Linked DNA regions of Mus musculus: regions 1 and 3 are each linked to region 2. A link is a loop called in an ENCODE intact Hi-C map of the cell type or tissue named here. Cell type or tissue: left cerebral cortex. All regions are shown on one strand.

What was found. Hi-C counts contacts between places; a loop is a spot of excess contacts. Peaks named below come from ENCODE experiments on the same cell type or tissue, not always from the same donor. Only the 100,000 strongest peaks of a DNase experiment are listed, where the experiment ranks them.
Region 1: a loop joins it to region 2, with 4 times the contacts of the local background. A loop is called at or near these places in 9 of 42 quality-filtered maps.
Region 3: a loop joins it to region 2, with 12 times the contacts of the local background. A loop is called at or near these places in 2 of 42 quality-filtered maps.

The regions. Positions count from the first base shown.
Region 1 is chr8:69,712,211-69,720,210 of GRCm38, forward strand. Zfp869 (zinc finger protein 869) reads right to left here and starts at 4,692. Exons shown (of 5, transcript NM_001039965.1): 1 at 4,558-4,692. It overlaps Gm51532 (a long non-coding RNA gene), which reads left to right and starts at 4,897. Exons shown (of 2, transcript XR_003947396.1): 1 at 4,897-5,543; 2 at 7,321-7,586. In left cerebral cortex, no CTCF peak of the experiment used is centred here; DNase peaks (open chromatin) are centred at 4,322 and 4,841; H3K4me3 peaks cover 2,998 bases; H3K27ac peaks cover 1,537 bases.
Region 2 is chr8:69,649,979-69,657,978 of GRCm38, forward strand. Zfp964 (zinc finger protein 964) reads left to right here and starts at 4,578. Exons shown (of 4, transcript NM_001177527.1): 1 at 4,578-4,618. The coding sequence starts at 4,616. In left cerebral cortex, a CTCF peak has its summit at 4,035 (motif pointing left); DNase peaks (open chromatin) are centred at 4,454 and 4,874; H3K4me3 peaks cover 1,407 bases; H3K27ac peaks cover 485 bases.
Region 3 is chr8:69,787,609-69,795,608 of GRCm38, forward strand. It overlaps Atp13a1 (ATPase type 13A1), which reads left to right and starts at 3,555. Exons shown (of 26, transcript NM_133224.2): 1 at 3,555-4,033; 2 at 6,141-6,230; 3 at 6,322-6,512. The coding sequence starts at 3,647. In left cerebral cortex, no CTCF peak of the experiment used is centred here; a DNase peak (open chromatin) is centred at 3,573; H3K4me3 peaks cover 2,216 bases; H3K27ac peaks cover 1,219 bases.

The DNA of each region.
Region 1 (8,000 bases), 62 kb after region 2:
GCAAGGGTGACTCTGAAGGTAGCACAGGCCTGTCAGTCCAGCCTTCAGGGAACAGACAGTAGGGATCCAAGTTCAAGGCCAGCAGGAGAAACTTGTAAATTTTAGGTCAGCCTGGGCTACAGACTAAGACCATCTCCAGAAAACAAAAATAAATATTTAAAAATAAAGACAGTACATTGATAAATTATTCGGTGTGCTGAAATTGAAACCTCACATATACTGAAAATCAGAATGTTTTATTAACTCTAGCAAAAAAGACCATCAAGAATAACTTATAGAAGTAATTTCACTTGGCTAACGACGTCATAGGTGTCCGTGTGGCTTTTCAGCATCCTCAGTCTCCTGAACTCTTGTTCCTTTCTCCTGTACACCCCTCACAGCCCCTCTGCCCCCCATGCTCATCCTTTCTCCTGTACACCCCTCACAGGCCCCCTGCCCCCCATGCTCATCCTTTCTCCTATACATCCCTCACAGCCCCCCGCCCCCATGCTCATCCTTTCTCCTGTACACCCCTCACAGCCCCCCTGCCCCCCATGCTCATCCTTTCTCCTGTACACCCCTCACAGCCCCCCACCCCCATGCTCATCCTTTCTCCTGTACACCCCTCACAGCCCCCCTGCCCCCCATGCTCATCCTTTCTCCTATACATCCCTCACAGCCCCCCGCCCCCATGCTCATCCTTTCTCCTGTACACCCCTCACAGCCCCCCTGCCCCCCATGCTCATCCTTTCTCCTGTACATCCCTCACAGCCCCCCTGCCCCCCATGCTCATCCTTTCTCCTATACACCCCTCACAGCCCCCCGCCCCCATGCTCATCCTTTCTCCTGTACACCCCTCACAGCCCCCCTGCCCCCCATGCTCATCCTTTCTCCTGTACACCCCTCACAGCCCACCCTGCACCCCATGCTCATCCTTTCTCCTGTACACCCCTCACAGCCCACCCTGCACCCCCATGCTCATCCTTTCTCCTGTACACCCCTCACAGCCCCCCTGCCCCCCATGCTCATCCTTTCTCCTGTACACCCCTCACAGCCCACCCTGCACCCCCATGTTCAAACTCCTCACCCAGAGTCTTCCTGTTGGTTATCTGTGCTACCATTCCCTCCATCCTTAACAGCAGCTCCCTGGTGGCCCTTTCCTTACTTCTTCAAGCTCTGCAAGTTAAGACACAGCAATCTAAGGACAAGTGTGACACTAACACCTATGGGAGAGGGACACAGGGTGTTCACTGTCCCAGCTCAAACTCTCAGCTGATTCAGTATTATTATCTAGTTTCATCCATTAGCCTGCAAATTTCATCATCTTGGTTTTATTCACAGCTGAATGGAAGCCTTTCATGTATACACGGTTTTAATATCTACTCACCAGCTGGACATGTAGGCTGTTTTTAATTTCCTGGTTATTACAAATTAAGAATGACAATGAACATGACTGTACAAGCATCTCCCGGAGCAGGCTCTAGAGTCCTCTGTCCATGTACACAGCAGTGCTACAGCGAGGTCATGTGTAAGTTAAGACAAATGATAAAAACAAGAAGGGAGAGATCCTACAGTAGATGATGCTTCTGAAAGCCGATGGTTACTAAGCCGTAACTCCAGAGCAGGAAAGAATCACTGCTTATCAGCCATAGGTCAGGGAGACCTAACAGGCTCGCCTGCTCTTCACGGTTGCCCTCCAGAACTGGCTGTTATTACTGAAGACGCCCCCCACACCGGTTACAATGCAGAAAGAAATCAAACTGGCACTGAACTTCCTCCCTGTTGGCTGGCTTTCATGATGCTCTGGGCACTAAGCAGGCTGCTGGGGGAGGAATGACAGGCACAGAATGTCTTACCCAGACCTCCACGACACACAAAACCAACCTGCCAAGCAAGGTGTGTCCACCTGAGCAATAGTGATATAGCTGTTCTGAGGATAACACCAGGCGGCTCTCTAACTGAACTTGAGGCTCACTCCTTCAGAGAATCCATCCCTGTCATAGTAAACTAAACCCAAAACCCACGTCTGCAGCTGGAGGGATAAACTTTGCACCACTGTTCTAGCTCAACTGTCCTGGCACCCAGTTACCTTCTAAATAATGCTCTACTCACAAACAACTGCTCCTCCCCGTCTGAGGTAGAGAAGCCCCTCCGCAGCAAACTCGGAGATGCACAGTTAGTCAGGACATTTAGACCACCACTTCCAGGGCGCTGAGATCACTGTGAAAGATGAGGCACAGACAGTAAGGCCCAGAGACAGTGAGATGGGATGTAAAATGTTGACTTTTCAGCACTGCAGAGCTAATGCTCTGTATGACCTCACTTTACAACAGCAATGCATTGCTGTAACGGACCTGACACAGGACTGGGCCCATCATGATTTAGATACCAAGGGATTCTAAACAAAGGCATTGTTTTCAACTGTGTACCCACTACCGTGCTCAGATGCATGGGCAGGAACCTGCAGCCACACGGATGATCCTGGTTAAAACCAGAATGGTTTTTTTTAGTGGCTCTCAAAACAAAGAAGGAGATGAAGGGGGCAGAAAACATGGATATTTCACAGGGAACTGTAAGCAGGAGAGGACAAAGAGGGAAATCAGAGGGCAGGACATTACAGTAGTCTTTATACATGTATGAAATTGTTAAAGGGAAAAAGAACATCAGATAGGTGTCACGGTGCATGCCTCTTACATGAAATTATATGTGAAATTCCAGCACTTGGAAATAGAGGCAAAAGAACCAGGAGTTCAAGGTCATTCTTGCCTACACAATTTCTATCTCAAAAGCACATGCTAATTTAAAGAAAAGTCAGGCTAAAGAGGTGGTATGGTTCAATGGTTAAGAACACAGATGCTGGTCTGGAGAGATGGCTCAGCGGTTAAGAGCACTGACTGCTCTTCCAGAGGTCCTGAGTTCAAATCCCAACAACTACATGGTGGCTCACAGTCATCTATAATGGGATCTGATACACCTCTACTGGTGTGTTTAAAGACAGTGTACTATATACATAAAATAAAAAAATAAATAAATCATAAAAAAAAGAACACAGATGCTATTTCAGAGGTCCAATTCCCAGAGTACACATGACAGCTTACACCCATATGTAACTACAGCTACAGGAGATCTGATGTCCTCTGCTAGCTTCCGCAGGCACTAGGCATACAAGCGGTGCAAACGAAACACCATACATAGGATACAAAAGGATGCATCTCCCTCCCCTGGCCTCAGAAAGGGATGGACACCAAGCACTAGGATGGCACGGCCTGAAACCAGCCTATCATCTGATACCTGTGTGAGCCAAGGATCTAGTCAGGGACGCAGCTTCAATTCAACTGAGTCCCTGTCAGTTCACCAGGACCAGTCAGTCTGCCTTTCATATCATATAGACCACTACAGCCACTTTCAAACCTGACATCCTCGGGCTTCATTCAAAGCTCTCCCCCTGTGGCTCACTAGTCGTGTGTTCTAACTTCTCTCATCAACTGAAACACTGCTTGCATTTCTCTTCGCCAACTTCTGGGACCCTCTGAACTCTGCTGCAGCCTCTTTAACTTATGCTGGTTGTGTAAACAGCATATGTGGATATAATTATATATTTACCGTGTGATATGAAAAAATATTAATAATTAGGATTTGGAAAAATTGAACCTTGGATAGAATATCTTGGAAATATAAAATATCTTGGAAAAATAGCCTTGGCCAGATTACCACCAGAGGCGTGACACCTTTTTACTTTCTATTCAGTAAATTATGAAATTGTGGAAATACACAAACATATTTGTCTGTTTCTGATATAACATCCTCATGACCAGAAGACACAATCAGAAAAATGTCAGTTCCCAGGTTCAATTACAGATTTAAGATAATTCCCACAAAATGCTAAAAAGTTCTTATCAGGTACATAAAAGACATTGCTGAATTTTATATGTAAAATACTTTTAAAAAAACACACAAAATGGTTAGCACAATGTAGACGAACCCACAACACACTCGTAACATTTCCAATCAAATACACAAGACAACACACTGTTTAGGAAGAATAAACAGATCCACAAAAAAAAATTTTTTTTTAAATTAGGAGACAAGCTGACCTTTGATAAAGTAGTACAATCTTTTCTAGAACTGTTTCTGGGACACCATCCGAAAGAAACTCTTGGACAAAGACTCGGAGAATTTCACAAAATTAACTCACACTTGATGCTAGACCTACGAAGCCCACAACGTCTAGACCACAGCGCAGAGAACACAGCAGTCATAAGTGCGACACCAAAAGCACAAACAGGGCGCCAGCACTGGGCGGTGACGTCACCAACCCGGAAGCTACCCCCTGATTAGGAGGAGTCTTCCGCTCCCCGCGCTCTGCGCAGACATGGCTGGAAAAGCGGAAGTGATTAGAGTCCTCCGAGACAAGCACTGGCCAGTGACGGGGCCCACGTCGCCCAGTGGAACGCACAGGGTGTCCGCTCGGCCGGCCGGTCCCACCGCTCCCCCAACCCCGGGAAGGACCTATCACCCCGGCTCACGCGGCTCAGCCGACCGCTCCTCCCCATCCGGGGACAGCGGCCCCGCGCTCACCATGGCGCGGTTGCTGAGCTCGCCTGCGCTCCCCCTACAGCTCCCGGCAGCGGCGATCACACCGCAGCTCACGGGACCACGCGATGCCTGCTTAAGAACAGAATCTGCAGCATGGCGGCGGATAGGACCCACCTCTCGTCTCGTCTGGTGTTCTTGATTGGACATCTTGCCCCGAAGCTTTGATTGGCTAGAGCTGCACCACAAGTCTGATTGACAGGAGTTCCCTAGATGCAGCTGCGTGGATGACTCAATTCCATTGCTCTAATTGGCTAGCATGCCCTGAATGATGAAGCAGTTCCTTTAGGCGCTCTTGAGTGAGTGGCCTGGCCTGAAGGTTCTGATTGGCTAGCACTGCCCTACGAGGGCCTGAGTGACAGGAACAGCTTCGCTTGGTCCTTGTGAATGAATGTCCTGCCCTCAGGGCCCTGATTGGCTAGTGAAATCTGAATGACAGCTCCCATAAGTGGATGAACTGAAATTAAAAGACGTGGACCACACAGACCTTCCCAACTCTGGCTTTCACCCAAGTTCATGCAAGTCTGCTTCAAGACGATCTGATTGAAGCAGGACTTCCTTGTGCATCCCAGAACTTTCACAGCTTGTCTTCTTGCACTCAGTAGGTACTTAAGGTTCTTCCTCTTGGAAGCCTTGTTTTTGTGCACAGTCTATTACATACACTCCCCAAGGCAGTGATCACTTTGCCTCACAACTAGACCAGGGCCCAACCCAACCCCTATCACATCGAAACAAGACTTGATGTCCTCCGGGTTTCAGGAATTTCAGCAAGTCACGCCAAAGATTGCTCAATTATAACAAGTTGCACCTTTTCTTTTTAAGCAGAGAAGCGAACCCATTCCAAGACCAAGGTGGTGTTGCTTTTCCTGCAATCCCAACAAAGGAGGTGGAAGCCAAAGAACCAGGAATTCGGGATATACTTCCTGAAAAACTTCCAGTATCAATCACAGACTACTCCAGGTCAACAGAAGGTATTGAAAGACTCCGAGAGGAGCCCCTCGCTCAGGCCTCAGGACAATAGCGGACACCCAAGAACTCACGACAGACCGAGCTTGTTGCAAACCACATGAGGCTTTATTCGGGGAAAGCCAGAGCTCTGGGGACGACTCATATCCCACGCAGGGGTAGAGGAGTTGTCCTCGAGGGGAAAGAGGTCCCAGTTTTTATAGGCCCTCAGGGGGGAAAGGAGAAGGGGGAGATTAGGGGATTTCCAGATCTAAACAATGTCTATTCTCAAGAAATGGGTATGGGAGGGGTACAAGGAAAGAGTCTAATGAAGGTGCAGCAATGGGCACACACCTGGTCAGAACTTTGGCAGACACACAGGTTCAAGAAGTGGCCAGAGCATTGTGCACCTCTATTTTTCTAAATCAGTGAAGCTAGTTCTGCTAACACTGACGTCTATCTTGCCAATTTCAGGGCTTCTGTGTCCTTTTACATTCTGCCAGGATCTTTCAGTATTTGAAGGAGCCTTACACATTGAAGATGCCTGTATCCACGAGGCCACAGAAATGACCAAACCACACTAGAATAGTGAAGGAAGACAGGAGATAGCTAATTTTTAAATAAGCAGATAGCTAAGGAGAGTGGCTCTGGATCAAATCAAACTGATTAGGAGTTCATCCACTTGGGATCCAAGGATTTACTCCAGATTCTTGCCCAAGAGAAGCTGCCTCATGGTCCATCCATTTGCCTAGGAATTTCATAAGTTCATTCTTTTTTAATAGCTGAGTAGTACTCCATTGTGTAAATGCACCTACACGGCTAACTTCACACATATACCACACATGCACACATGCACGTTCACTAGCCCCATTCCACTGAGGGTCACTCACAACCCACCTGGTAGGCTTGACTGAGCTAACTCCCTCTTGCCCTCTGTGCTGTAGGCCACTACTAACAAGGCCAGGTAGGATCTGAGAGCCTTCTTCATAGAAACTTCAAAGATTTTATTCTTTAATATCATTTAATATGAACCAATCAGCTAAATGTATGCTGGCTGGTCCATTTCTAGAAGGATAAATGCACTCTTGCAGTTGTGCAGTTTTGCTCCACAATCTATATGTATGAATAAAGTATACTTGGGGGAGGTGGCTGGAAAGATAGTTCCAAAGTTAAGAGCACTGACTGCTCTTCCATAGCATCTGGGTTCAATTTCCAACACCCACATAATGGCTCACAGTAACTCTAGCCCTACAGGATCCAACATCCTCTTCTGACCTCCCTGGAAGAGGCATGCACGGTGCACATACATACATGCAGAAAAACCAATCACATGAAATTCATAAAGGGCCACAGTGCGCCCTCTCTGAACACCACACCCACCTGTTGTACAGGAGACTGTGGCTTTGTGTGAATATGTGCTTTTTGAGGGAAGATTTTTGGCTTGGTTTGGTTTTTTTTTTTTTGTTTTGCTTTTTTGTTTTTTAAACAGGGTCTCCCTAAATAGCTTTGGGCAATCTGGAGCAATAATAATCTTAATAATAATAATCTTCTGCATGTAGACTGCAAACTTTTCATTCTGTAATTTGTAGCTGGTCTTTGCTACTTTGTGGATTCTTCTTTTCCCACCCTTTACCCCCGCACCCCACCCCATTTCACCCCATCACTAAATAGGAAAGAGGGAGGGAGGGAGGGAGGGAGGGAGAGAGAGAGAGAGAGAGAGAGAGAGAGAGAGAGAGAGAGAGAGAGAGAGAGAATGAATTCCTAAATCTAATGTCTTTCCTTTTGTTTCTTCTTTGACCACAGCAATTACAAACCAACCTCCCTAAATGGCCAACGAGCACCTGCTCCAGCTCCTGGGGAGCTAGCATTCATGTACCCTCCGAAAAGTTCTCAGAATTCCGAATGTCACAGAGACATCACAGTATCACACAATATCGCAGAAACTATCTGCGGCTGGCAATACCATACCTCTGCTAGAGCATGAGGCAAATCGTAGTCAGCTGCTTTGGACAGTCTGAAGTGTCCCATATCTCCACTCCTTGGTTTAAAATGAAAACACATTCTTATAATATTTCTGTGTTTTTAAAGAAACCAAAATTCTGAAGTTGTCACTACATTAATTCTTCACTGAATAGAGAAACCAAGGGGTGGAAAGAGAGCTTGCAGGAAACAGTAGCAAAAAGGCAAGCAATAGCTAAGAAGTAATTACACAAGCCAGGCTTGGTGTCACACACGTTTAATCCCAGCATTCTGGTGGCAGGGGCAGGCATTTTTCTGAGTTTGAGGCTATGGTCTACATATTTCTGAGTTCTATGGTCTACATAGCAATATCCAGACAGTCAGGGTTGTATGGTGAGACACTGTCTCAAAAACAAACAAACAAAACCACACCTCTGAAACCACAGGCATAACTGATACAATCATCAGCATACAGAAGAAGGGCTTAAAGGACACTGGAGACACTCCTGAGAAAGCAGACACGG
Region 2 (8,000 bases):
TCCTAACTTCCTTTGGTGATGAATAGCAATGTGGAAATATAAACCAAATAAACTCTTTCCTCCCAAACTTGCTTTTTGATCATGGTGTTTTGCCACAGCAATAGAAACTCTAAACTAAGACAACATGTGTTATCTATTTCAACTTTTAATATCTGATATGTTTTATTTATTTAGAAGTTTTCTCAAGACAGGATCTCAGCTAGCCCCTACTGATCTCAAACATGCTATGTAGCAATAGCTGATCTTGAACTATGGTTCTTTTGCTTCTGCCTCCTGTGTTCTGGGATTAGGTAACATCGATCTTGGCATGTGTTTTTGGTTTTACATTGAAATGTGCAGCTTGAGAGGTTAGGGATGAGCAATCAGTTAGCTATAGAAGATGTATGGGTTAGATACAGATGTGTGGGGGTTTGAGTGAGAATGACCCCCACAGGCTCATACTGAGGACTTGCTCCCCAGTTGGTGGCACTGTTCTGGACAGACTGGGAGGTGTGGACTTCCAGTGCACTCTTTGCCTCTTGCCTGTCTTTCAAGATGTGAGCTCTAGCTGCTCCCCAGACACCTGCTGCTGCTGCTCCACCATCTGCCGCTCTAACCCTCTGAAATCATAAGCCCCAAATAAACACTTTTCTTCTATAAGTTGCCTTGGTCCCACTGTCTTCCCAGCAACAGAAAAGTAACTAAAATAGATGTTGACTCATGAAAGCAGCCAAGTCAACACTACCCCTCAGGAATTAGCTCTGTTAGAAAGGGCCTGAAGCCCATGGTCTGGCCTTGATGTGGAAGAGCACGGGAGAGAAACAATACAATTTATGTGAGAGACATCAGGAATGGGAGCCTTACAGGAAAGAAGAGGCTTCTCTTTAAATCCAGAAAGGAGACAGGAATACTGGCACACCTTTAATCTAAGCACTCTGAAGTCGGAGGCAGAAGGGTATCTGTGAGTTCTAAGCGATCCAGGGCTAAAGTTTGATCCTTAGTTTGCCTTCTATTGCTGTGCTAAAACAACAGGACCAAAAGCAGCTTGGGGAGGAAAGGGTTTATTTCAGCTTACACCTACAATCCATCATGGAGGGAAGTTAGGGAAGACATTCAAGGCAGGAACCTGGAGGCAGGAGCTGAAGCATAGGCAATGGAGATATGGCTGCTTTCTTCTAGAACACAGGACCAGGGGTACTGTACTGGCTAGTTTTGTGTGTCAACTTGACACAGCTGGAGTTATCACAAAGAAAGGAGATTCAGTTGGGGAAATGCCTCCATGACATCCAGCTGTAAGGCATTTTCTCAATTAGTGATCAAGCGGGGAGGTCCCCTTGTGGGTGGCACCATCTCTGGGCTGGTAGTCTTGGGTTCTATAAGAGAGCAGGCTGAGCAAGCCAGGGGAAGCAAGCCAGTAAAGAACATTCCTCCAAGACCTCTGCATCAGCTCCTGCTTCCTGACCTGTTTGGGTTCCAGTCCTGACTTCCTTGGTGATGAACAGCAATGTGGAAGAGTAAGCTGAATAAACCCTTTCCTCCCCAAGTGCTTCTTGGTCCTGATGTTTGTGCAGGAATAGAAACCCTGACTAAGACCGGTACCATCTCAGTTAGCTGGGCACATCAGCCATTGATCCAGAAAATACCCTGAGGTCCTCTTCACAGATTACACTAGGTTGTGTCAAGTGGACAAAATGTAACCAAGACACACCCTACTTGGAAAAAGAGAAAACAGGAGGAAAAAAAAAAAGGAAAGGGGTAGTTTAAAGCTAAGATTAAGAGAGATTTCCCCCCTCAATAAGAAGGGTTACTGGGGCTGACGAGATGGCTCAGTGATTAAGAGTGCCAACTGCTCTTCCGAAGGTCCCAAGTTCAAATCCCAGCAACCACATGGTGGCTCACAGCCATCCATAACGAAATCTGATGCCCTCTTCTGGAGTGTCTGAGGACAGCTACAGTGTACTTACATATAATAAAAAAATAAATCTTTTTTAAAAAAAGAAGGGTTACAAAGGGGACTTCAACATCCCTCCAATAAAGAAATATTTAATTTTTGTATATTAAAGAAATATTGGCTTTTGGGTGTCAGCCATTTCAATACTACAAAGTAGAAATGTAAGGGCTCTTTGGAGAGTTTGTTGTATTGGATGGGGTTTTGCTGAGGCAAACACGTGAAGGAGTGTTTTCCTGAAGTGGACACATGTGAAAAGATGCTCTGCTAAAGCAAGCACATGAAAGGACATGTGATGAAGGATTCTTTGCTAACCACACGCATGTATTGGTCCACCTTACATTGTGCAGTTGAGCTGCATTTGTCAGAACTCCATAGAGATAAATGCACCAAAAAACTCCTGGTGATGTGCTGCAGCTTCTTGCCACTTCTGCAGACTTGGGCTGATTGGCAGAGTGATGTTAGCTGAGACAGACATACATGCTGAAGTATGGCATGTGTTTAGGCAAGGCACAAAGAGAACTCATGATGTTTGGAGAGGGTATAAAAGGGACTCAGTGCACAGTGACTGAGGCTGAGCTAGGCTTGCTTATAGAGCTAGCTGTGCATCACGTGTTGGTCTTTTGACTTCTTTGATGATCTTCACTTCGCTGAGAAAAGCACAGCCAAGAACTCTTCCTGGCGTTCCTGCTGGTTGGTCCTTTCTGCTGCCGAGGCTGAGGCCTGGCTGTCTCTGCTAAATAGTACCACCACTGCTGACTCATGTTTGCTATCCCAACTCTATCAAACTGGACTGTTGGTATATCTGTGAAGTGTTTACAAGTGAATCGAGCTGCTGTTGATGACCTGTGAACTGAACTGCAGATTTCCAGACAATGCAGATGGAAGGTTCTCCAAAGAACCTTTCTAAACAGGTCCACTTCTCCTGTATCCTTTCTTTTCCACTACCTCTGGAGGGTGGTGGGCTAGAAGGAAGGCTAAAGCATTTAAGAACCATCATTAAAAATAGGTTTTGAAAAAATTAAAGTTAAACACCACATGATTTAGTCTGAGCTAGCATATGTGATGGTGTGAGACAGTGGTCCTCACCCTTCCTAATGCCATGACCTTTAATAGTTCATCATGATGTGGTGATCCCCCCAACCATAAAATTATTTTCTTGGCTACTGTATAAACTATAATTTTGCTACTACTGTGAATCATAATGTAAATATGTGTTTTCTGATGATCTGATGACACACAGGTCAAGAACCACTGAATTGGACTGTCATTGTCCATTTCAGTATAAAGTGCATTTAGAGTTCACCAGTTACAGATAAGCAGTAGGTGCTGGGCATGTTTCTTCCAAGCGCTGGCTGGTACCGGCCCATAATGAGACTTGGAGTTACCCATGGTTTACTATGTAACTTAAATCATGATAAGGAAAAGAGGAAGCCTCAAATCCCGAGTTATTCCTTAGATAAGGCTTTGTACCCTAAGCCAGGGAGATGGGAAATTTGAGAAAATAGCAGAACTGGCCTGTGAGAAACAAAGAACAGAAATTTCTCCCCCAGGGGGACTTAAAAAAAAAAATCTTGTGCCAAAATTCACAGCCGTTTTTGCCTTTTCTCTAAGGTTCCGTGTCTCTCTGAAGAACTGAATATTTAAAACGCCTTCATTTTTCTCCAGTCGCTTGGAATTTGTTATTATCTTATTTCCAGCTGTGAAGTTGAGCACAGAGGACCAGATACTGGACTGAATTATAAGTTAAGAGTTGTAAAATCACAGTACAGATAGCGTCTTAATAACTCTACCAGAAAGAGCTGATGAGGAGCCAGTGTGTTCTGGCCTCTAACAATGACCAGACTTTGTGCAACTTTAACTAGCCCAGATTTTTACAATGTAGACCAGGCTGGCCTAGAACTCACAGAGATCTGTCTTTCGCTGCCAGCAGAATGAGTGCTGGGATTAAGGGGACTTGTACCAACCACCAAGCCCCACTTGACAGACCACTATCAAAAATTTTGGCTTCCGGGCTGGTGAGATGGCTCAGTGGGTAAGAGCACCCGACTGCTCTTCCAGAGTTCAAATCCCAGCAACCACATGGTGGCTCACAACCATCCATGACGGGATCTGACTCCCTCTTCTGGTGTGTCTGAAGACAGCTACAGTGTACTTACATAAAATAATAAATAAATCTTTAAAAAAAATAAAATAAAATAAAAGGAGCCAGGCAGTGGTGGCGCTCACGCCTTAAAAAAAAAAAAATTTTTTTTTGGCTTCCCTGAATAAAAATCCAGGTCCACGGAATACATCATACCCAAGGTCCTATAACAATTCTAGGTCTGAAGCAAGAAATCACTACACTGGACGTTGAGTTGGTAAATGCACTGTGGACACCAACGACCCAAGACCAATAGGAACTAAGCTTTTGAGATCACCGAAGACTAAAGTACCCAGCAAGAAGCAGGCAGGTCTGGCTTTTATGCAAATCTCTCCCGAGCTGAGCGAAGTCGGGCCCTAGCCAATCAGGGCCTCCAGACAAGCCATCCAATCAGGAGCGCCAGGGAGCGGTGGGAGGCGGGCTCCATCGCAATCCCGCTGTGCATTCCGCTGGGAAGCGGAGAAGGCGCAGCGGGTTCGGCCCCCTTCGCTGTGGCCACTGCGGCCCGTAGCTAAGGGGAGCGCGGCCGAGCTCGAAGCCGCGCCATGGTGAGCGCAGGGCCGAAGTCCCCAGAAGGGGAAGAGCGGCCGGCTGAGCCGCGGGAGCCGGGGTGGTGGGTCCTCCTTGGGACTGGGGGAGGGGTGGGTCCAGCGTCTGGGAAAGTTCGGCTTGGTGCGAAGATTAGAGTTTAAAAGGCGAAGCCGCGAGCTCCCCCCGGACGGATTGCGGCTGGCCAGAGGGAGCCAGGCTGGCCCGGAGAGACGAGGGCAGCACGCTGCAGAGCCCAGAGCACCCGCGTGGGCGGGGTCGCTCGGTGCTGAGCTGGTCTGCCCACAGCTCCTTCGACGGCGCAGGTTTCTCCTAGTGCGGGTTGTGACAGCTTAACGTCGCACTCACTTGTAACCCTGCGTGCGGGCTTCACAGTAAACCCGCAGCTGTTGGAGGAGAGGGGACAGCCTGGGCTGCCCCAGGACAAGGGAGAGAAACGTGGAGCGGGACTAGCGAGTAGACGAAGTGGAGGACCCCTGCCGTGCGCTGCAGCTCTCTCCTTCCCCCTCCCTCTCTCCTACTTAAATCAGCCTTATTTATTGGTGTGTGTCCCCGGTGTGTGTGTAGAGTGAGGAAGGTGTAAGGTCACAGGACAACTTTATGGAATGAGTGCTGTCCTTCCGCGATTAACGGATAGAACTCAGGTTGTCACAGAGCCTAGTATAGTTTATTTTTTCTTTTCTTAAAAAATATTTACTCCTTCCCACCCACAGTCTGGAAGTTAGATGCAACAGCTTTGCATAGCATGCTGGGTAAGTGCTCTATTACTCCTTAGGCCTATCTGCAGCTTTATCCTATCTTAATGATAATTGCTTTTAAGTCAGTTTTGAAGTTGTGAATCATGAATCTCTGCTTTGCTCTTTCCCAGGGCTGTACCCGTATTCTAACATCCTTGCAATTCCATGACTTTCCGCAGCAGTTTTCAGTCTGACCAGGTGTTCACTGGTGTTCCTTAGGTGGTGTGACCCTGAGTGTTTCAAGGCGCTTACCATCAAGTGAACAAGGTTTTCCTTTTAGAACTTAGATTCTTGCTGAGCTGGTTGGGAGTCACCTTTCATCCCAGTATTCTGGAGACAGAAGCAGGTGGATCTCTGTAAGTTCTAGGTCAGCCAGGTCTATGTCGTGAGTTCAGGCAAGTCAGGATTACATAGTGAGAACCTATCTCAAAAGGAAGAAAGAAAAAAACAAAATACTTAGGTTCTTGGTTCCTCCGAATCTCTCTGTGGGTGGCATCTTTTGCTGCCAAGCCCAGAGACCTGGGGTTAATCCTTATAAGCCACTTGGTAGAAGGAGAGAATCGAGAACCACAGAATTTCTTTGAACTCCTGTCCCTTCACCTCATACATGCATCATGGCAATGCATAGCCACACATGCACACAGAAAGGAATGGTTTAAAAAAAAAACTGATTTTTTTTAAAGCAAGCTTTGCAGTTTTAAAACTACAACTTTCTTTTTTTGTAGTATTTTTTATTTTATTTTTTTATTTACATTTCAAATACTATCCCCTTTCCTAGTTTCCCCTCTGAAAATCCCCTATCTGCTCCCCTCTCCCCCTGCTCCCCAATGCACTCCCATTCCTGGCCTAGGCATTCCCCTATACTGGGGTGTAGAGCCTTCAAAGGACCAAGGGTCTCTCCTCCCATTGATGAAAGACTAGGCCATCCTCTGCTATATATATAGCTAGAGCCACAAGTTCCACCATGTGTTTTCTTTGATTGGTGGTATAGTTCCAAGGAGCTCTGGGGGTACTGGTTAGTTCATATTGATATTTCTCCTATGGGGCTTCAGACCCCTTCAGCTCCCTGGGTACTTTCTCTGGCTCCTTCATTGGAGACCTTGTCCTCCGTCCAATGGGTGACTGTAAGCATCCACTTCTGTATTTGCTAGGCACTGGCAGAGCCTCACAGGAGACAGCTGTATCAGACTCCTGTCAGCAGGCTCTTGTTGGCATCTGCCTAGTGTCTAGGTTTGGTGGTTGTTTATGGGATGGATCCCCAAGTGAGGCAGTCTCTGGATGGTCTTTCCTTGCCTCTCAGCTCCAAACTTTGTCTCTGTAACTCCTTCTATGGGTATTTGTTCCTTCTAAGAAGGAACAAAGTATCCACACTTTGGTCTTCCTTCTTCTTAAGTTTCATGTGTTTTGCAAATTTGGCCTATCTTGGGTATTCTAAGTTTCTGGGCTAATATCCACTTATCAGTGAGTGCATATCATGTGAGTTCTTTTGTGATAGGGTTACCTCACTCAGAATGATATCCTCCAGATCCTGAGTTCCAGGACAGCCAGGGCTACACAGAGAAACCCTGTCTCGAAAAAACAAAAACAAACAAAAAAAGAATTTCATAAATTCTTGTTTATAATAAACAAGAATTCATAAATTGTTTTTAATAGCTGAGTAGCACTCCATTGGGAAAATGTACCACATTTTCTATATCCATTCCTCTGTTGAGGGACATCTGGGTTCTTTCTAGCTTCTGGCTATTATAAATAAGGCTGCTATGAACATAGTGGAGCATGTGTCCTTATTACAAGTTGGAACATCTTCTGGATATATGCCCAAGAGAGGTATTGTTGGACCTTCCAGTAGTACTATGTCCAATTTTCTGAGGAACTGGCAGACTGATTTCCAGAGTGGTTGTACCAGCTTGCAATTCCACCAGCAATGGAGGAGTGTTCTTTCTCCACATCCTCGCCAGCATCTGCTGTCACTTGAGTTTTTGATCTTAGCCATTCTGACTGGTGTGAGGTGGAATCTCAGAGTTGTTTTGATTTTTATTTCCCTGATGATTAAGGATGTTGAACATTTTTTCAGGTGCTTCTCAGCCATTCGGTATTCCTCAGTTGAGAATTCTTTATTTAGTTCTGTACCCCATTTTTTAATAGGATTATTTGATTTTCTGGAGTCTAACTTCTTGACTTCTTTGTATATATTGGATATTAGTCCCCTGTCTGATTTAGGATTGGTAAAGATCCTTTCCCAATCTGTTGGTGGCCTTTTTATCTTATTGACAGTGTCTTTTGCCTTACAGAAGCTTTGCAATTTTATGAGGTCCCATTTATCGATTCTCAATCTTACAGCACAAGCCATTGCTGTTCTGTTCAGGAATTTTCCCCATGTGCCCATATCTTCGAGGCTTTTCCCCACTTTCTCCTCTATAAGTTTCAGTGTCTCTGGTTTTATGTGGAATTCCTTGATCCACTTAGACTTGAGCTTTGTACAAGGAGATAAGAATGGATCAATTCGCATTTCTCTACATGGTAACTGCCAGTTGTGCCACCACCATTTGTTAAAACTACAATTTTCTTATTTACTGTTGGATTTAGATTCATGCTTCTTGGGTGAGAACTTAAGTGGATTTTAACTACATTTTCAAGTATTTTA
Region 3 (8,000 bases), 140 kb after region 2:
GCGAGATATAAGGTACAATATGCAAAACATATGAAACTGAAGAAGAACAAAGACCAAAGTGTGGACACTTTGCTCCTTCTTAGAAATGGAAACAATCACCCATGGAAAGAGTTACAGAGACAAAGTTTGGAGCTGAGACAAAAGGATGGACCATCTAGAGACTGTCATATCCAGGGATCCATCCCATAATTAGTCTCCAAACGATGACACCATTGCATACACTAGCAAGCCTTTGTTGCAAGGACCGTGATATAGCTGTCCCTTGTGAGACTAGGCCGGGGCCTAGCAAACACAGAAGTGGATGCTCACAGTCAACTATTCGATGGATCACAGGGCTCCCAATGGAGGAGCTAGAGAAAGTATCCAAGGAGCTAAAGAGATCTGCAACCCTATCGGTGGAACAACATTATGAACTAACCAGTACCCCAGAGCTCTTGACTCTAGCTGCATATGTATCAAAAGATGGCCTAGTCGGCCATCACTGGAAAGAGAGGGCCATTGGTCAGGCAAACTTTATATGCCCCAGTACAGGGGAACGCCAGGGCCAAAAAATGGGAATGGGTGGGTAGGGGAGTTGGGGGGGGGAACTTTTGGGATAACAGTGGAAATGTAATTGAAGAAAATACGTAATATAAAGAAAAAAAAAAAAACCACTGGTAACTTCTAGAGGGGTGACTAAGAACCTGAAGGTTGGAATCCGTTTGCATTACTTCCTGTCTACAGCAACACCACTAACCATGTCTAGGCCTAAGGATAATGTCACCTGTCTCAAGTGTTGTTATTAGCTATAAATCACCAGAGCATTAGCCACCTATTCAGAGCATACAGAGATAAGGAATATGAGCTGCTTCCATTACACTTGGTTTTGAGTCTTAGAATAAAGGTCACAATGGTATCTGAAGAGTTCAAGAGTTTGCTCACAGCAAATGTTCTGAGTGCCCATTCAATGCAAAGAAGCAAAAATATAGAAGAGGAATTCTGAAAATGGGGGATCCATTGGCTTATGTCTGGCTTCATCTTTCAAGGTGGTTGACTGTAAACTGAACCCTGGAAAGTGGCCTGGGTGTGGAATGGTCAGGCACTGCTGATGCCTCAAAGGAAAGGCATCATGAGACACATGGAGGACCATCCCTTGGAGCTTCTAATGTTTATTCTGTCGGCTACAAAGCCTGTTGTCTTTGAATGTAATATATTGTCTTCTACAAACAGGTTTATATCCTAGTCCTTACTAATTGTCTTACTTAAAGTTAGGCTCCTTGAACTATGGCTTCCGGTTCCCTTATAAAGACTTATAAGAGCCGTCTTACTATATATAAAGTAATGGGAAAAAAATGGAAAGTAAAATATGTAAAGATTCTTATCATTTCCAGTACACCAGATATTTTCAATAAGTAATGTAAATAAAATATGCTTAAAATATTGTGAAAAAAAAAGAGTTGTAATACATTATTACATCATCCCCAAACACGAGGTAGATCTTGTTCATCAAAAAGACAGGACACCCTTTTCCAAGCAGAGCAAGATGGTCACCCTGGGATTCCCACCACAGATGTCAGATGGCTCATGCATGATTGCTTGTCCTATCATCTATGGCAGGAAGCGTGCAGCCACCACTACAGCAGGAAAGCATATCACTCTCCACCACAGGGAGAACTAGCCATAACGGGATTCACCCACAGATGTTCTCCCTCACACGAACCAGCCTCAGGCCCAGCCTCAGCGCCCAGGAAGGGAGCAGGCACTTACCTCTCCCTTTATTTGGTTCTACCAGTCCCAGTTGTGCAGGCACCATTTATGCTGTGTGACACTATTCCTACAGAGATGTGGACAAACGTCAACTCACCCCAGAGATGACAGATGAATGTAATAAAAACACTTAAGTTTAGCAGGGCATAGTGGCGCACACCTTTAAGTTCAGCACTCGGAAGGCAGAGGCAGGTGGATTTCTGAGTTCGAGGCCATCCTGATCTACAAAGTGAGTTCCAGGACAGCCAGGGCTACACAGAGAAACCCTGTCTCGAAAAACAAAACAAAACAAAACAAAAAAACACTGAAGTTCAAGTCAATGAATCAGAGAGCTTACTGGAGTTATCGCAGGAATATGGCTTAGTGGCTGCTTAAACTTGGCTGGCAAGGATGACTGAGAGGTCATTTGGGGGTGAAGGCACACCCCCAAATGGTGATCACTCCAAACTGCAAACCTAGAGTTCTCCGCCGTACTTGCAATGAACTTGCCTGCCTAATAACCTCGGGGAGAAGTGAGCCTGCTGCACCTGCTAAGGTTTCAGGAATTTCTTCAGCCTCTGAATTATTTCCTGAGTCTTAACGGACCTCTCTGTAGAGAGCAGGCTCAGAGGGCAAGAGCATTTGCTGCCAAGCCCAAGGACTGGAGACTAATCCCCTGGGGTGGGATAGAGTGAAGAGAAGCGAGGAGACAAGGCCTGCCTTTAGAACTTCCTTAGTCCTCTTATCAAACTTTCCTCCAGTCATTTCAACTGAGAGAAAATCACTATGCAACAGCAGGCTGCAGTCAGGGGGCTGTGTGAGTTTTTCTATTTGTTTGTTTTTACAAAGAATGAAACCCAGGATTTCAAGAATGCTGGGCAAGCACTCTAACACTGAACTAGCCAACACTTTTATTTTTTTTTTTAAGTCTGGAAAAAGTCTCCTTAAGTTCTCAGATGACCTTGAAGTTGTCATCTTCCTACTTCAGCTTTGCTTATACATGAGATGCCCTGCACTACCAAGCAAAATAACATTGAAAAAGAATAAAAATGATCTATATTGGATCTGGGTAGGGTGGCCAGCACTCGCGAGTCAAAGGCAGCGGCCACTATCAGCACTGGCTGCTCTTCCAGAGGATCTGTATTTAATTCCCAGAACTCACACTCACAACTAACTGTAACTCCAAATCCAGGATTCAGACACATTCTTTTTTTTTTTTTTTTACCCGCTCCCACCTCAGACGAATTCTTAGGGCCCCGTAGGAACTGCACAGCGCGCGCGCGCACACACACACACACACACACACAGAGACAGATACATACTTATATATTTTTAAATCTTCAAAACCTTCTTATGGCTGTGTTTAAATAACAGTACTTGTACAGAATAGTTGCATAAAGCATCATAGTATATTTCATAAGTACCTAATTTTCCATTTATGTTAATGTGACCTTGTGTACTTATTACCGTATGGCTTGCATGGAAAAGGCACCCTCAACCCTACCTTGCGAAAGCTCCGCCTCCTCCCAAACCCGCCCTCAAAAGGTCCCAAGTCCTAAAGTTTGTATCTTAGGGTAAGCTTTTCTCCTCCCCAAACGGAGGCTCTTTCCTAGATAGATGCCGGAAAAGTTGCTGAGAAGGGACGGGCTCTTCCGTTTCAGGGTCTCTTGCTGATGTCAATCCCGCCCTGCCCGTCTACATCTTTTGCGTTCTTAGTTCGCCACGGCCGACCTTAGCAAGCTGATTTGGACCTTTGGTACCTTCTTTGTCATGGCGGCGCCCTGAACAGACACTTGTGTTAACCCACCTAACGGTTTACCTAGGCGCTTCCTATTCCAAGGTGGCGCTCAGACCTTACCGGAAGTAATAGACCGGAAGTGGGGCGGTGCCTCTGCCGGAAGCCAGCGCAGCGCTGGGAAAGATGGCGGTGGTGGGCAACGCGGTTCCTTGCGGAGCCCGGCCTGGCGGGGCCCGGGACAACGGGTCTCCTCAGCCTGGGTCGCGATTGCGGCCGGGCCTAGCTGCCGGGCCAGCACTCATAGCGAACGGCGACGAACTGGTGGCCGCCGTGTGGCCGTACCGGCGGCTGGCGCTTCTGCGGCGCCTCACCGTGCTGCCGTTTGCCGGGCTGCTGTACCCAGCCTGGCTGGGCGCCGCCGCCAGCGGTTGCTGGGGATGGGGCAGCAGCTGGACCCAGATACCCGAGGCCGCGCTGCTGGCGCTCGCCACCATCTGCCTCGCGCACGCACTCACTGTCCTGTCGGGGCATTGGTCTGTGCACGCGCACTGCGCGCTCACCTGCACCCCGGTAAGTGCGCGCGCGCGCCCGACCCCGACCCGGACCGGGACCCAGGCACAATGGGGCCTAGCGGGGGTACCGGGCTGCCGCGGGCTTGCGAGTCTCCAATCTTAACAGCTCGATTCTCCAGCGGCGCCCCCTGTCCTATGGCTCAGGCCTACTTCTGACCCCGCTGTGACTCGCCATGCAGTTGTGGCTGGTTATTTTGATTCACAAGAAACACCTGGAACACACTTAGAGCAGGATCCATATGCTACTGTTAGTGTGAATTGTTCTCTTAGCTCCCATATGGTGTATTGTTCTTGGAACGGTTCCGCCTTGCTTCTCCGTCATCTCCTACCTTGGTTTTGGTTTTCTTTTCTTACTCTTTTTTTTTTTTTCCTGTAAGATAGGATCTCACTATGCAGCCTTGGGTCGTCTAGGACTCACTGAGAACCGCCTAGCTCTGCCTCCAGAGTTCTCGGGTTAAAAGCCTGTGTCACTATTTCTGGCTTCTACTCTTGTGTTGGTCTTTCTTTCTTTTTTTTTTTTTTAAGTGTTAGATTAGACCTGTGGGGTAATACCCCCAAATGTATGAAGCCAAGTCCTATGGCCCAGTGTTCAGCTTCTGTCTGTCCCTTGCTAGACCCAAAAGAGAGTGTAATTCATTCTGGTGCTGAAGATGGCCAGGAACTACTTGTAAGTGACTTAAAATAGCGTAGAGTCTCAAGTTATCGGTAAGGTATGGTTAAGATGAGGGCTTGTCAGAATGGTGCAGTGATTCTAAATTCAGAACTCTAAACATAGTGTCACTACAGGAAGCACTGACTTTAAGGTACTCTAGGTTGAGGGTAATACCCAGTGAGCACACTACAGATCACCAGATTTGAAGCCTGGCACACCAATATCTGTTCTGGGTAGGTCTTTAGAAAAGGGAGGCAGTGTCAGTGACTGAAGGAAATCCTGAGTACCCTCATATACACCCTCAATGGCTATGTGTGCGCATTGAATTCTTAGTACCAAGAGAAGGCATCCTGTTTCCTTCATTAATATTTATCCCTGAAGAGGGGCCCAAATTTCTGAGCTTGGCACCCAGGGTCAATAGATGGGTGTGTGTGTGTGTAAGCGCTTGCGCTCATGTGTGAGACATTCGGTCCCTAGCATTCTAGCTGTCCTTTGGACTGTAGCTGAGAACTTCCTTTTCTAGAAAGGAGGAGAGGGAAGAGCTAAGCAGCCTTGGGTGAGGAGGCAGATCAGGCTTTGCTTCTCTCTAGGTTTCACTGGGTTTCAGTTTCACCCTACTGTACAGTGAAAGCTGAAACACCTCCCTCCGGGGTCACTGAGGAAAGCTAAGGTAACCTATAATGGGGGGGCACCCTCCGTGGCACCTTTACCCATCTTCCGCTGTGTTAGTTCATCATCAAGTGTTAGTTTCAGGGCCACCACCTTGTGTCCCACCTCCACCTCTAGTCATTGCAAGGCTGACCAGAGGTGGAGGAATGGGGGAATGTTTCTTGTGTCACGAAAGTAGCATGCATAAAACCACTGGGGAAGAAGGTAGAATCATTTGTTACTGCAGAAGGCAGATAACAGTAAGATTCCCAGGGAACTTCAGATGGAGCCACCTGGGGAGGATTCCCGAGTAGGTGACACTTGAGCAAAAGCCTGAATGGATCAGGAGAGCGGATCCATTTTCCAAGAAAAATTATCTCGAGGTGTTTTAAGTCTGCTTATGGTTTTACACCACGTCCTTAGCTGTCTTTGGCTGCATGAGTTCACAGGCTATAGGTGGAACTTGCTCAGATACCAAGACTCTTAGCTTGGACTCAGGCAAGCTGGTGTTCAGTATACTGGGGAGCAGTGAGCAAGCTAGAGAGAGCCAGTGTGGCGGTAAGTGGGAAGTGGCAAGATGTGGGTCTTGTGAATGGAGAGCAGTGGAGAAGTTCCGTATGGACTTGAGCTCAGTCAGGTCCAGAATCCTAGGTGGGGAGTTTGCCCTGTGCCTTGAGCCTTATAATACAAAGTAGTGGTCAAGTGAGGTATGGCAAGCCTAGGGACATGCCTGCACTCTGACCCTATGAGGGGCGTGTACTTGAGAGGTAAGAAGGGCTCCGTAACAGTCTTTGGTTTTTGACAGGAGTATGATCCCAACAAAGTAACCTTTGTGAAGGTGGTGCCAACCCCCAACAATGGCTCCACTGAGCTTGTGGCCCTGCACCGTGACAAGGTAGGAAGGGATCTATGTCCTGCAGGGTAGGTGGGACAGGCAGTGTCCCCAGGTCAGGGGACTTCTGCCACAAACACACCTTCCACCCCAGGGTGAAGATGGGCTGGAGGTGCTGTCATTTGAATTCCAGAAGATCAAATATTCCTATGATGCCCTGGAGAAAAAGCAGTTCCTTCCGGTGGCCTTCCCAGTGGGGAATGCCTTCTCTTACTATCAAAGCAACAGAGGCTTCCAGGAAGACTCAGAGATCCGAGCTGCAGAGAAGAAGTTTGGAAGCAACAAGTGAGTCCCTGTCTTCCCTGTAGCCCACTGTGCATTACCGCCCTACTGTGTTCCTGGTCACTGAGCCCTGGCAATAGGGCTGAGAGCTCTGCTTTTTAACCCAGAATGCTAAGTGACTATGGCCCCACTGGAAAAACTTGCTCTGCTCTGCCTTCCTCCAAGCTTGTTTGCCAACAGGGCCCTCAGAAAGCCAGGAGCTTGACTGGGGGAAAGGAGATTATGCATGTGTGTGCAAATAGATGTGGAGGCTGAGGTCAGCTTCGGGTGTCATCGCCAGGAGCCATACACCTTGTGTTCTAAGAGGGTCTGTCTGAACTGGAGCTCACTAAACAACAGGCAGCAGCAGTGGTGCTCCCTCTCCCTCCCTCCCTTCCTCCCTCCCCGGGGCTGCTGTTAAGTCCATGCTTGCCTTTCTACATGGATTCTGGTACTTAACATAGTCTCCATGCTTTTAAGGCAAGCACTTCACCATAAGCCATGTCTTTGGCCCACCCTCCCCCACAATCATGGAATTAGAGGGTTTTTTTCTTTATTTTTCTCCCTTCCTTCCCTTGAGTCTGACAACATGAGTTTGAGAAATCCTTGAGGCAGGATTTCTCTGTGTAGCCCTGGCTGTTCTGGAACTCATTCTGTAGACCAGGTTTGTCTCAAACTCACAGAGATCTACATACCTCTGCTTCTGCCTCCTGATTGTTGAGATTAAAAGCGTGTACTATCACCACCCAGCATAGAATTAGATTCTAATTCATATGTTTATGCTTATGTGCATCTCAGCACATTAGAAATGATGGTGATGCAGCGAGGCACAGCTCAGCGGGTGAGTGCTTGCCTAATGGACTAGAATGCTTTCACCCAGCACTGCAAAGGAAAACACACCAAAACACATGGGTGCCTCTTTTATGCTGCGTAGGACAGCAGATGCTCCACACAGGCTTTCTCCGTTAACCTTTTACTAACACAGAGGTGCCAATGTGCAGCTGCAATAGGACAGCTGAACGCTGGGCACCAAACACCGATATTTGGCATCATGGCCCACATGGTGTTCACCCTTGACAGTGCTCAGTCAGGGAACTTGGGGAGATCTTAGCAGATTGTTTTTTCTCTCTCTGCAGCTGTATATGGAACCTGGTGCCTGGAACATGTCAGATAGGGGCCCTGCCATTGAGTCATACCCCTGGGGTTCTTTCATGACTCTGTTGCTTTTCAGTAAATGTAGATGTTACCATATCCAGTCTGAGAAGCATCATTTGTTGGTCTCTGCAACCCTGATAGTGACCGCATTAATGGCCTGGGACAGATTTTATGCTATCACTGTGGGTGTTTTTGTTTTTAAACTCCAGGGTACTCCGTGGTTCCCTCTTCTCAGGTCCCACCACTGTGGGAAGCCTGTGAGCATTCTGGAATTTTGAGAGTAGAGCAGAGGAGGCCAAGTCAGACTAGGTGGCCACATGCTGCTGCAGGAGACACCCTAGGGACAAGCTACTTGAA